2 separate regions of the Homo sapiens genome follow, and region 2 is linked to region 1. A link is a loop called in an ENCODE intact Hi-C map of the cell type or tissue named here. Cell type or tissue: B cell. All regions are shown on one strand. Links, peaks and the distances in the headings refer to the core of each region. The heading gives the core; the rest is flanking DNA.

Evidence for each region. Hi-C counts contacts between places; a loop is a spot of excess contacts. Peaks named below come from ENCODE experiments on the same cell type or tissue, not always from the same donor. Only the 100,000 strongest peaks of a DNase experiment are listed, where the experiment ranks them.
Region 2: a loop joins it to region 1, with 3 times the contacts of the local background. A loop is called at or near these places in 4 of 110 quality-filtered maps.

What each region holds. Positions count from the first base shown.
Region 1 is chr20:32,532,799-32,539,790 of GRCh38, forward strand. All of the region lies in intron 1 of NOL4L (nucleolar protein 4 like), which reads right to left. LOC105372592 (a long non-coding RNA gene) reads left to right here and starts at 3,795. Exons shown (of 3, transcript XR_007067563.1): 1 at 3,795-3,833; 2 at 4,663-4,738. RefSeq lists enhancers at 1,828-2,122, 3,943-4,914, 5,886-6,857 and silencers at 3,383-3,762, 4,193-4,302. In B cell, for the core only: no CTCF peak of the experiment used is centred there; DNase peaks (open chromatin) are centred at 2,753, 3,743 and 4,463; H3K4me3 peaks cover 2,375 bases; H3K27ac peaks cover 1,913 bases.
Region 2 is chr20:32,624,382-32,631,373 of GRCh38, forward strand. No RefSeq gene overlaps it. Among named protein-coding and RNA genes, the nearest start is that of NOL4L-DT, 40 kb to the left of the region's middle. RefSeq lists a silencer at 2,942-3,011. In B cell, for the core only: no CTCF peak of the experiment used is centred there; DNase peaks (open chromatin) are centred at 2,950 and 3,460; H3K4me3 peaks cover 980 bases; H3K27ac peaks cover 463 bases; H3K27me3 peaks cover 526 bases.

The DNA of each region.
Region 1 (6,992 bases), core at 2,447-4,946:
ATGGAACCCTGTATCACCCCATGGGAAGAACCACGAAAAACACACAGTCACTTGTGTAGGATCAACCTCTGGGGCCTTCCTGCATGGAGAAGAACATTGCCATGGTAACACACACCATCCTTTCGAACCATCCAACCCCCAAACAGCCTGCCAGAGCCAGGCCAACAGAATCAGACATGGCAATAGTTTTAAAAATTTATGGAGAAGCTGGGCATGGTGGCGCATGCCTGTAGTCTCAGCTACTCAGGATGCTGAGATGGGAAGACCACTTGAGCCCAGGGGTTTGAGTCTAGCCTGGGCAACACAGCAAGACCCATCTCTAAAACAAAAACAAAAACAAAAAAAACCTACACATTTATGGAGCTACATTCTTGGACATCACCAGCTCCCTTAACACCAGCCCATTTGGGTTCTAAATGAAAAGCTAGGTGGCAAGTCATTGACAAAATCACCAAATGTCTACTTAAATACATCTGATATTTCAAAATATTACAGCAATGGTCCTTAGACCAGCAGCATTGGCATCACCTGGGAACTTGTTAGAAATGCACATTTTCAGGTTCCACCTTAAACCTACCAAATCTGATGTGCTGGGGGTTTTAACAGGCCCCCCCAGATGATTCTGATGCAAGACAGATTTTGAGAACTGCTGATCAGAATGTCTCCATGATTGAGCCAGGGAGGTAACTGTAGGAAAACAGGTATTGGCTCATTAAATATAGACATGCTCTGTGCTTCCTGGCCTAATATATTAATATTTTCATTTCCGATGAAGGCCAATTTTCCTAATGGTGAGAACAAAAGAATCTTATTGGGCAACATTAGTATAAATTCAACACATCTGCCCAGAGACTTAATGTGGATTATGGATAGAAAGAGCAGGAACGCCCTGCATCCTGACATCAGATTTTTAAGTCCTCCCTGGCAAAGTTAATAAATACTTAAGCAGGGCATCCCTTGGCAGGTCCTTTCTGGCTTCCTCGTTTTCCTCAGATGGATCTGAATGCTCAGCATGCTAATTCCCAGGCTGCAGACCTAAGAGGGGGATCGGCATGTCTTACCAGGCCATTAGACAGGCTCCTGCCGGGGCGACCTCAGGGAGCTCCTGAATCGGACTGAATCTTGCCTGTCTCCCCACATGAGCCAATTAAATGGACCCCTGCCCCTGATGGTGAAGTGAGGTCCAGTTGCTAATGGATTGCAGTTCTGTCATCTCCATTAGAGCTTCGAAGTCACTTGCTGGTAATAAGTTACATACTTATCAAGGTGGGATCACAGTTTTAGGCCACCAGGGTGCCATTTAGTGTGCCACCATCACTATATTAGTAGAGTGTGCCTTCCAGCAACGACGAGGCCATGGTTGAGAGGATGCGGCTAAATAGCGGAGACATTTCTCAACTGGGTTTCTCCGATGGTAGAAGAAAAAACCACAGAGAAAGGCCTTAGGATAGGCCTTCTGGTGCATTTCGGATCCAGCTCTTGACAAGGAATAAAAATCAACGAGATTGCTATTGGACGAGAAAGTCAGCCAGTAGAGCCCACCCCAAAGGAAGCAAATCTTTGGCTACCACGTGGGAGGGAGCCCAGGACTTCAGGGGGCTGATTGCACAGGCAAATGTGAGGATGCCGCTCCATCCCATCCAGGCCATCAAAGTGGCTGAGATCACAGACAAAAATTACCCTGCATATTAATTACTAGCATGCTCTTCCCAACTTCTGCAATCATGCCATTCCTCCTGTCCCCAAAACCCAGCCTTAATAAATTCAGTCAGGGCTGGGTGCAATGGCTCACGCCTCTAATCCCAGCACTTTGGGAGACAGAGGTGGGAGGATCGCTTGAGCTCAGGAGTTCAAGACCAGCCTGGGCAATACGGTGACCCCCACTCCCCCCACCCCCCGCCGCCAGGAGGTCTCTACAGAAAATGCAAAAAACCTAGCTGGGCGTGGCGGCATTCGACTGTAGTCCCAGGTACTCAGGAAGCTGAGGTGGGAGGATCACTTGAGCCTGGGGAGGTGTAGGCTGCAGTGAGTCATGACCGTACCACTAAACTCCAGCCTGGGTGACACAGTGAGACCCCATCTCAAAAAAAAAAAAAAAAAAGTCAGCCAGAACTGGAGTTTTAGAAGCTTCTGGGGGGATTCCTGTAAAGTCTCATTTCAGCTCCTGGTGGGGCTGAAAAAAGAAGCAAGGGGGAGGAGTCAGTCTCCTGCAAAGGGGCCCCACAGGGAAAGGAAGGAGGAGGTGGAGAGGAAATTGAAAACCACACTAAACTAAGAGAACAAAAAGAAAAGAAAACCAGAATGAAGACCATCACCCAAACACCCAGAAACCCTCTCTTCAGCATCCCCAAGAGAAGCTGTCATAATTTGTAAAGGGCAATCAGGTGATTGAAGAGAGGGTATTGCTTCACTGGGACAAAGGCAGTATTTTAATTTCTCTCGGTTCTGAATACTACCTACTGGGGACTGGAAATTGAAAAAAAAAAAAAAACCCTCCAAAATAGGAATTTACCCCAGAATTTTAGGACCCAAAGTTCCATTGAGCTTCGTAGGCCTGGATGGGGCAGAGGGATGGGACCACACTCTCCCCATAAATAAATAAATACATAAACAAGGCGCTGAGGACTCAATATAGCACCTGCCTCTTCTCCACCCTTGTGCACAATCTCCAACTGTTAGCGCGTAGCTGCCGCCGCCACCGCCACCACCGAGTCGCACCTGCCATCTGGAACAGGCCTCACATATTCCAAGACCTCCTTTCTGCTTCGCTGAACCTCCATCTTCTTTCAAATCACGCTGGGGACCAAAACGCACACCCCAGGCCACAGAGAAAGGTGCCTGGGACCAGCCCCTCAAACAACGGCGCTACATTTGAGGATGTCATCTCCTCCAAGCAGCTCTGAGTCTTTTTTCTCTTTCTTTTGGGTTTTGTTAACTCTGGGATGTCTGGAATGGGTGTAGGGGGAAGGAATGGGAAGAGAAAGGGGCACAGTGGGCCACAGTGCCCCCCAGTTAGAAGGAGAGGGGCTGGGGAAATGCAGATCCGAATGACAATGACTTATGAGGGCTGGAGGGAGGAGTACTGTCCAGCATCCCCGGACGGACAGGCCAGGGTCTGGGCCTGGCTGCAGGACTCTGGCCTGGCGGGGGCAGGGAGAGGGTCCACAGGAGGGTGCTGTAGAGGTGAAGTCACAGGCCTAAGGACAACCCAGCCCCCACCCCAGGCAAGGGGCTGTCCTGCCTGGGCCTCAGTTTCCCCCTGTGTGAGCAGACACCATAGGCATAATGGCTTTCGCCACCTCATAGGAAGTGTGTGGGAACCCAAATGATGCACAAACAGCACCCGCCCTAGAAGACACCCATTAAAGAGCTCTGTCTGCTACTCTGGCGACCCGCCTCCCGGGGCACCGCAGCCTAGGACAGGGAATCGGGAGTCACCGAAGGGGGGGTCCTAGGCGGAAGGAGGTAGCCCTGAGCCAGCCAGGCCCCGCGGGCGGGTCCCTCTCGGGCCGAGGAGGCGCCCTGGGCGCGCTAACGAGCGGAGAGCCCCAGGTGCGGGCCCCACCCAGGGCCGGGGGAAGAGGTGGGGCTGGAGGGGGAGGGGAGTGGGCCGCGCTAATGACTGTTGACAGCGCGCGCTGGGGCCGAGCTGGCCGCGCGCGCCGCTGACAGCTGCTCGGGCGGGGGGCAGGGGCGGGGGCGAGGCGGCCGCGCTCTCTTCACGGCGCAGGCGCGTGCGCCCCGGCGGGGAGGGGCGGGAAGGCGCGCGCGCGCCGGGCTGGGTTCGGAGGGCCTGCTGGAGCGGCTCGCGCGGGCTCCTCGCGGGCAGGCAGGTAATGAGAGTAACCATGGCAACCCACCAGAGGAAGTGTATTCTGCAGGAGACGTTAATCCCCTCTCCCCGGAGCTGGGACAGCCTGACTTTCCATTCTCACACAGTAATTAGATACCAGCTGTCAGTGCAGGGGGGACGGCTCCGCGGCTGCAGCCCGGCTGGGAGTGGGGGGGGGGGGGCGCACCAACGGGGCGGGGGGGGGACACGCAGGAACGGGGGCGTTAAAGACACAGGGACGCTCGGCTGCGGCGGGCCAGGGCGGCTGGCCTCCCCCTGTCTCCAGCCTCTAGGCGCGCGCCCGCTCACCTGGAGACCGCGCCCGCGCGGGCCCCGCCCACCCCACGCGCACCTGCTGCGCGCGCGCCCGCCGGCCTCGCGTCCCCCTTCCGGCCCCGCCAACCGGCTCCCGGCGCACCTGCCCTGCCCCGCCCCCCCGGGACGCTGCCCACCTGTCCTTTGTGCAGGGCGGTACCATTCGATCTTGCCAGCTCTCCTTCAGGGAGCGCCCGCTATGTGCCAGGCGCCGTGCCAAGCCTGATCTCCCGTAGTCCTCACAGACCCTCCGCGGTCAGTGCCTCTGCTGCTCCCCGCCCAAGGCGCAGCGGGGTGTGGCCATTTGCCCAGGGTCACGCAGACTTGAACCCCCCATCCCCGTGCCCATTTAACAACCAAGATACTGCGCCTCCCACCGCGTCCACATCCACATCTGCTGTGGCTCCGGGGCCTCCTAACCGTCCTGGGAGACAAAACAGTCACACTGGTGGCTGGCGTCGCGGTGCACCTACTGTGTGCCAAGCACTCACGGCCTCGTTTCACTTTCGCAACAGCAACGAGAGATCTGTTGTCCCAGGGTGAGGAAGCAAAGGCACAGAAGAGCTGAAGCGATTTGCCCACAGTCACAAGGTACAGAGTGACAGAGCTGGGGTTCAAATCCAGGGAGTCAGACCCCAGGATACCAACTACTGGGCTCCATTAGTCCCACCCCTGGATTCGTGGTGGCTGAAATCCAGCACACACCTCTTCTTCCTTTCCTCAGTTCAGCCCACGCAGGTTCTGTCCCAGCATCGTGAGTAGCTGCCTCTCCTAGCCATACCTGAGAAATCGAAGAAGTTTCTAGGCCTAAAGCCACTGCCACAACCCGCGTTTCTTTTTTTTTTTTTTTGGAGACGGAATCTTGCTCTGTAGCCCAGGAGGGAGTGCAATGGCACCATCTCGGCTCACTGCAACCTCCGGCTCCTGGGTTCAAGCGATTCTCCTGCTACAGCCTCCCGAGTAGCTGGGATTACAGACACACACCACCATGCCTGGCTAATTTTTGCAGTTTTAATAGAGACAGGGTTTCCCTATGTTGGCCAGGCTGGTCTCGAACTCCTGGCCTCAAGTGATCCCACTGCCTCGGCCTCCAAAAGTGCTGGGATGACAGGCATGAGCCACCACACCCAGCCCACAACCCTCATTTCTGTCAGGCCTCCCAAAAGCTCCTACTGTCAGTGCAGGCAGCTGCTTGGAAGTCATTCTAGGCCACCCCTTCCATTTCCCAGGTAGGTGAACCAAGACCATTCAGGTGCGAGGCTGGCCTGAGTCAGAGATGGCCTGGGAGAGCCTTTGGGGGGCAGGGAGGGTTCAGTCCCCTCAGGCCTGGCTGTGTCCCCTGCCCCCCACCCACAATCAGGCCCAGGGTTGGGGGGTGCACACCAAGGAGGGGCAGGAAGTGTCCAAGAAGCAGAACCGGCTCTGTGTCCCCAGTGGCGGCGGGTGTCTGGGGCAGGAGGAGGCTATCTGATCCCTTCCCCACTGCCCCGGCCATGACCTCCTCCCTCCCTCCCTCGCTCCCTCCCTCCCTCCCTCCCTCCCTCCCTCCCTCCCTCCTCCTTCATGGCTGGGGTAGCCAGCACCCTGGGCTGCAGCTGAGAACCCAGCGTTCCCCAACCCCGCCAGCATTCCAGTGAGAGGAGGGGTGGGGGGAGACTGCACCCAGAGCTTTAGGGACAGGGGCACCCCTGGGGCTGCTCCACTCTGGGAGGGCCAAGGCCAGGCTGCCTCCAACCTCACCGTTTCCTGCCTCCGCTCTCCCCATCTCTCAGTAGCAGAGCTGCCTAAATTTGGCTCCAGGAGGGAATGGGGGAGGCAGCGGCAGGCGGGTGCCGTCAGAGGCCAGGGCGTCGCTCCCGTCTAGCCGGCTGGCATTTTTGCTGTCTGGAGGAGGGCAGGGGGGCCCGGCAGCCCTCTCCCGGAAAGGGAGATGTTCGTACCTTCTGACATACACTGAGTAATGTGCAAACGACATGCAAACCGAGCTTCAAATCAGCATCTCAGCCAGGGAACAGCTTGAGAGCTGCTTTTGGGATGAGAGCAGAAGGACCAGAGCCCAGTGCCCAGGGGCTCCAGTGGGGGTGGGGTGGGGTGGGGGGCGGCACAGAGTGTCTAGGGCTGGGCGTTGGGAGACTCAGTTTCTTGCCAGCTGCAGGGCTTTGTTCCAGTGGCTGGACCCTCTGGGTCCCAGCCCAAGGGCAGGGCCATGGCTTTCTCTGCCTGCTCCAGCAAAGCACTGGGCACACCCTGTCACGTGGTTAAGCACGTGAGTTCTGCAGCCATCCTGCCTAGGTTTGAACCCTGGCTCTCCATGGGCCAGCTGAGTGAATTCCTCAATCGAGCACCCAGGCAAGCAGCTAGTGGAACTGGGTGTCTGTTTTAGAACAGCCACTTCCCTTCCCTGGAAGTTGGGCACGGGGGCATGACGTGAGAGAACCTGGGCTTTGGAATCAGAACTGGATTCCAGGCCTCACTCAGCCAGTGAGGCTCTCTGAGTCTCACTCCCCTCATTTGGGAAATGGGTTCAGGATCTCAAGGTCAGCTGTGACGTCCACGTGATGACCTTGCACATGGTGGGCACACACAGGCCTTCCCATGGTGCAGCCTCACTGCTGTCTGCATTCATGTGACTCCTAGCTCCATCCTGTCCCATCGCTCCTCTTCTCTTTGTTCTTCTGTCCTGGCTTTTTCGTCTCTAGATGTAAATTTCTTGCGGTCTTTTTCCCTTCTGTCTCTCTTCTTAACTGGTGATCTTGGAAAAGTCATTGCCTCTCAGAGTCTCAGTCTGCATATCTTCTAAATGGGAGTAAATGAGAGGTGGACAATGAGCTCTGTCTGGGGCCTG
Region 2 (6,992 bases), core at 1,897-4,396, 91 kb after region 1:
CCATGCTCGACCAGAAAATGTGGTCTTTTACATATCAAGGAAATAGTAACTGGCTGGAAAGCAGGAAAGAGCATCAACTCCCTATTAGACTCATCGGAGCCGAACTCCCTGTTAGACTTATCGGACCCGAACTCTGATCTTGATCTGCACTTCAACCAGTGGCCTCAGCCCACTCCCCTGGTCTTGCATTTGTCTCACTGTCTCCCCTAAAGACATCCCTTCCTCCCCTTCACCAAGCATGTCCCCCTTGGGGTCAGCCCTCGCCTGGACTATTGCAGTAGCCTCCAGGCTAGTCTCAGCTACCCTGTACACCCTCCAAATAGGCCACAGAGTCTTTGTCTCAAACACAGGCCAGACCTCCTGCCCTTACTCAAAACCCTACCATGGGCCTCTGGTGGCCCCAGGATTAGGTCTTGACACCCTAGTCTGGCCTTCAGGATCCTTCCTGTTCCAGCTTGGCCTGTCTCTCCAACCCACCCCTTACCACCCCCTGGGTCATTAAGAGCATAGGCTTTGTAGTTGCTGTGTGACCTTGGGCAAGTTACTTAACTTATCTGAACCTTGATTTCTCATCCATGAAAGTGAAATAGGTCTCTGCCACAAGGGGAGCAGGGTTTCAATTGTGCGATTCCAATAATCTCATGTGTGTAGCACTGGACTAGGATATACAGTGGGTGCTCAATAAATGTAGCTATCCTTATTTGTCACTACCCCATGAAACGACTAAAAATCTCCCACAGCATACTCTGCGGAGCCTATGCAGATGCTGCGTCCTCTGCCTCGGCAGCCTAGTGAACTCCTATTAATCCTTCAACACCCCTCTCAGGCAATGCCCTGACTGGCCTGGTGTCAGCTGTCCTTTCTCAGAACCCTCCTCCATATTGGCCAGATTGCTGCACTAGAATTCTTCCCTTTACTTGTCAGTCTTCCACCATATGACTGTGGGTTCCTAGGGGCAGTGGCTATAAATGACAAAACTGAGCCAGCCAGGGAGGGCTGGGGTGATGAGGGAAGGGGTATGAGACAGGAAGGAGGGAAAGGTGGAGGGAGAGAGGCTCTGTGGTTGGCCAAGGCAGAATAAAGCTTTCATTCAATCATTTGTTCATTCACCCATTCATTCAACACATGCATACTGACCTACTCTATTTAAAGCCCCTTGCTAGCTTTCCCCAGCTTCTAGAATCACTCCAAAATCTCTCGGCCAGGTGCAGTCAAGTATTTTGGGAGGTCGAGGTGGGAGGATCGCTTGAGTCCGGGAGTTCGAGACCAGCCTGAGCAACATGGCAAAACCCCATTTCAAAAAAAAATACAAAAATTAGCCAGGTGTGGTGGCGCACACCTGTAGTCCCAGCTATCTGAGAGGCTGAGGCGGGAGGATCACTTGAGCCCAGAAAGTTGAGGTTGCAGTGAGCCGAGATCGTGCCACTGCACTGCAGCCTAAGTGACAGAGGAAGACTGTCTCAAAAACAACCCTGTCCTCCATGGGTGGCCCTCGAAGCCCCAGGAACCCAGTCCTCCCCAGTGGACCGCTCCACCCTCAGTCTCCCTGTCCCTTTCTGTCCCTCCCTGTGCTCCAGGACTCTGGCTCCCCTTTGGTTCCTCAAGCAAGACCACCTTCTAGAACGCCCTTCTTCTGACCTTTCCAGGACGACCCCCAGGACAGGCCCCTATCACTCTGTATAAACAGGGTCTCACCCCCACAGCGCGGGTTCCGCCTCAGTCCTGTGTCTCCTACCTCATTCTCACCCAGCCCACGCCCAGACGCACTTGTGGGATCAGGGGATTAACACCCACCTTCTCAGTAGGCTGCGAGCTTCCCACTTCCCAGCATGCCTGTGGTGACTAGCGCCCACCCGGAGCGCCCCAGGAGACCAGAGCCAAAAGGGACCTTGGTGAGCATCGAGGTCCGCCCCCACGTGTTGTAACAACAATAATAAAAAATAATATTTCCAACAACAACAGCAGCAGCTAACACTGCCCACGTGCCAGGCGTTTCGCCTTCCGTGCAGTTTCCTCGAATCCACGCAACAACCCCATACAGAGAGCTCCAGTTCCATCCCCATCTTACAGAGGAGAAAACTGAAGCTGGGCAAGGCTGGCCAGGCCCCTGGGTTGCAGGCCCTGCACTCTTCGGTCACCACTAGGCTGTGCTGCCAGATGACCATGGTGGCAACACTGGACGGGGTTGGGGCTCCACAGACTTGAGCTCTGTGATCCCAAACAAGTCCTAGACCTTTCTGGCCTCAGTCTCCCCATCTGGAAAATGGAGCTAACCACAGTCTCTTCATCAGACTGAATGTTCACAGGAGGGAGGGACTGTCAGGGCTTCCAAGTACAGAGAGAGGGGACGGGTACCATGAGGGCAGGATTATGGGGGTCCCCAGGGCCTCCCCCACAGGTAAAGCCCCACCCAAAGCCAGTTCTGCCCAAGGCCTGCTCCAAGAGGACCCCTGCAAGGCAGGGTGAGTGGAGTCCTCCCTGGGGAGTGCCCAGTGCCCACACACTCCCTTCTAGAGAAAGAAGACAGCACTGTGCACAATGAGACCAGGGGACCCGGGGTGTGTGGGGGCCACCAGGTGGGGCACAGCACACCCTCCACTGAACCCTGAGCCATGGGGACCCTGAGCGCTCCCAGCCCTCCTGACACCTGCTTCCCCTTGCCACATGGGCCCTGGCAGTGGGAATGGGGCGTCTGCCGGAGCCTCTCCTGGGCTGTGCCAACCTCCCTATGCCCAGACAAAGCCCCCCTCCCCCGGCCTCCGGGGAAGGGGTGGGCCAGTGAGGGAGCTGACAAAGGGAGCCAGTGGGGCTGTGCCTGGGGCTCGTGCCACCCCACTCCCCGACCTGCCCACAGTGCCCACATCCCCCTCCTGCCACTTGGCCGGCTGGGGCGCCCGGCACCGTTGCTATGGCGGCAGCTCTGGGGAAGCTGCAGCTGGGTAATTATTGCGAACATCCATCCTGCCTCCAGCCCGCCCCAAGAGCCGGGCAGCGAGCAGCGGGGCCAGGGCAGCCCCTCCTCACCCGCCGGGCAGCCGCACCCTGGCCTGGCACGATGCCTGCCCGAGGTACAGTGGGGAGGACAGCCATGCAGGCTGCTGCAGCAGACAGGAGCCAGCCCAGGGGCTGGCCAGGAAACCCCCACTTTCGCCCTGGCCCCCCAGCCCTGGGCCACCCTTGGAGCTGACCGGCCGGCCCAGAACTTATTTTTTCCAGCTATAATACACACACCAAACCAGCCAGAGAACCTCCTTTGTTCAAACAGAATCCTTCCTCTGCCGTTTTGGGGGCAGTGGAAGCCAAAGCAGCCAGAATGGGCTCTGGCCTGTCACCTAGGGACGGTCCCCTCGATGAGGCGGTTCCCCTGGGGCCCCACTGTGGGCCCCGCCACCTCCTCAGCCTCAGAAGCTCGCCTTGGCCCTGGTGTCTAAATATAGCTCTGCCGGGCCAAGCCTGAGGTCTCACACTCCCAACTGCCCCGGGTGGCCGGGGGAGGAGATTCATTCAGGCCTCGAGAGAGCATTTCAGGAGCCACTTAGGGCTGAGCTCAGGGCCCCCACTGTGACGCAGGTGTGCCTCTGCCTGTGGGGCTTGCGGACCCCCTCAGGAGACACACAGATATGATTTTGAGTAGCTAACTCGATCGAGAAAACACAGACCAGGACTCCCCTCGCCCAGCCTGGAAGCAGGATGCGTCAGGGCGGGAGGGAAAGGAAGGGGTCTAGGCTGGGGAGGGGAGGCACCAAGGGGAGAGAGAGGAAGTGTGGTCTGGCGCTGGAACAGATTTGTGTGGTAGAATGTGGGGTGCGCCCCAGCAGGACATGGGCTAGGGAGCAGTGGCCGGGGGTCAGCAGGGTGCAGAGCACAGGGATGCCGTCTCTTCTCCTTTTGGCTCCACTGCCCCTCAGGGCCCTGCACAGGCTGGCACTCGGCAGGAGATACCGCTCAGATGTTATTTTCCAAAGAATCCCGAGGCCGGGCACGCTGACTCACGCCTGTAATCCCAACACTTTGGGAGGCCGAGGCGGGTGGATCGCTTGAGGTCAGTTCGAGACCAGCCTGGCCAACATGGCAAAACCCCATCTCTACTAAAATACAAAATTAGTTGGGCGTGGCAGTATGTGCCTGTAATCCCAGCTACTCGGGAGGCTGAGGCAGGAGAATCGCTTGAACACGGGAGAGTCTCCCGGTGAGCTGGGATCACACCACTACACTCCAGCCTGGGCAACAGAGCAAGACTCCATCTCAAACACACACACACACACACACACACACACACACACACACACACACACACACACACAGAGAGAATCCTGGTGGCCAGAGTGGAAGTGGAGGCAGCACAAAGGAGGGGGACAAGGTGGCGGGAGCAGCAAGGGGCCACGGGCGAGGCAAGGGTCCCCTGGAGCTGCAGGTGAGAGAGGAAAATGAAGGAGAATCCACAGGACATGGGGGATGAGAGCAAGGGAAGGATTCAGGCTGCCTGTGCCCCTCCCCAGACCTTGGTCATCGAGCCGCTGACCAGGGCCCTGCTTGGGGGACAGACACTCTAAAATAAAAGGGTAAATATCTGTTGAAAGAGAGCCCGGCCCCTGCTCACCACCAGACATTAGGGCCTCGGGGAGAAGGCCTTCTGCTCAGCTAGTGCGGGTGGAGGGAGAGCAGCCTGGTCCCTGGCACAGCCTTCTGGGTAGGGACTGTCTCAGCCTCAATGGCCTTTGGACCTCCCACTTTCAGTCCCAGCAATAAATCTTCCCAACAGCACACGGTTTTCTACCTGAAAAGCTCTTTCCATCCAGCATCCTCTGCTAGCTTCAAACAGCCCTGGCACTGGGCCAGGCAGGGAGGCACAGCCATTGCAGAGGTGAGGAAACTGAGGCTCAGAGAAGTGAGGCTCAGAGATCTGCCCAGGCATGGAAAGGGGAGGGACCATGACTAAGCACCCACTAAGTTACAGGGGCCTTTGCAAACATCACCTGGGGCTGCAGCTAGAAGGCGGAGAGTAGAACTTGAAGTCAGGAGTAGAACTTGAACTTCCGACTGATTCCCTGGTCCTGGGCTCCCCTGTCCTCCTGAGACAGAGGCTAATAGGAGCCAAGACGGGGCCATTCCTTTTAGCACCATGTTTTCTGAGAATATAAGCTGGAGAGGGTGGGGCAGGAGGTCTGAGACAAACAAAACTGCACTTTGGAATTATCCAGTCTGACTGCAACCACCTCTATCTTACAGATGGGGAAACTGAGGCTCTGGCCTGGCCCAGGCCCAAAGAACCCACTGTTTCCCAGATCTTGGAGTAGCTGAGACTGGGTAAGTAAGTCCCACTGATCCCAGAGCTCTTTTTGGATCCAGCTGTCCACACAGCATCTGGGGTTTTAATTGGGTATTTTGGGGAAGGATTCTGAATGCAAATTTGGAAGAGAGCTCTGGGCCAGCCCTGCAGCTAATGTCAGCCATGGGAACTCACAGGCCACTGGGTTAGAGTGATGTGGATCAGGTGTGATGCAGAGGAGCATGTGAGAACCAGCACCAGCCACTGGTAGGACTCGCATTAGTGCAAGTGACCACAATGGTGGGTGCCAGGCACCATAAGGGAGAAGATGGTGGTGGGGCCTTCAAAGAGTGCCTGGAGCGTGGCGAAGCTTCCGGGCGGCGTGGCGAGGCTTCCGGACGTCGCACTACGACTGTTATTGTCCTTGTCCCTCTGCACCAGATCTCCATCCTGGCTGTTTTTCACAGCGTCCCCAGAAAGACTCTGTGAGGGAAGGTCTATTATTATCTCCATTTTCAGGTCGGGGGGCATTTAGATGGGAGAGAAATTTGGGGACTGGGGGAGTTCTTCCCCTTCTCCCTGAAATTGCCCCAGGCCGGGGACCCTGTCTCCCACCCACCAACAGGGCAAGCCAAGATGGTTGAAAAGTTCTCCTTGGCCCAGCTTTAAAAGCCAACCCAACAGAGTGATTGGAAGTCCAAGAGTAAGGAGAGCTTAGTTTGGACTTCCCAGAAGGCAAGTTTTTATATAATACCGATCACAAATTTGGTACCCGTCCTCTTCAGTAGTGCCAGGGGTTCAGCTGGGTACCTATCTTGGAGAAACTGCTGGAGTGCACAGTGAGGCCTGTTCAGGGCTGTGTGTGGGAGTGAAATAATGGAAATGTCCATTTATAGGCCAGAGGGCAAATAAAGGATGGACCAGCTCACACACAGAACACTGCACAGCACGGAGGAGGAGGCAGGTCTGTATGCACTGACTCAGAAATGTCCATGACACGTTGTTCAGTGAAAAAGAAGGCATTGGCCGGGCGCGGTGGCTCACGCCTGTAATCCCAGCACTTTGGGAGGCCGAGACGGGCAGATCACTTGAGCCCAGGAGTTTGAGGCCAGCCTGGACAACACGGTGAGACCCCCCATCTCTACAAAAAAAAAAAAATACAAAAATTAGCCAGGCCTGGTGGTGTGTGCCTGTAGTCCCAGCTACCTGGAGGCTGTGGTAAAAAGATTACTTGGGCCTGGGAAAGCAAGGGTGCAGTGAGCCGAGATCACACCACTGCACTCCAGCCTGGGGAACAGAGTGAGACCCTGTTTGAAAAAAAGAAAAGAGGAAAGGAAGGAAGGAAGGGAGGAAGGAAGGGAGGAAGGGAGGGAGGGGAAAAAAAAATAGCCCGGGTGCGGTGGCTCACACCTGTAATCCCAGCACTTTGGGAGGCCAAGGCAGAAGGATCATTTGAGCTCAGGAGTTCATGACCAGCCTGGCCAACATGGTGAAACCCCGCCTCTACTAAAAATACAAAAATTAGCTGGGTGTGGTGGTGTGCACCTGTAATCCCAGCGACTTGGGAGGCTGAGGCATGAGAATCGCTTGAACCTGGGAGGCAGGGGTTGCAGTGAGCCAAGATTGAGCCACTGCACTCCAGCCTGGGCAACAGAATGAGTCTCTATCTAAAAAAAAAAAAAAAAAAAAAAAAAGAAAAAAAGAAAAAGAAAAAGAAAGCATC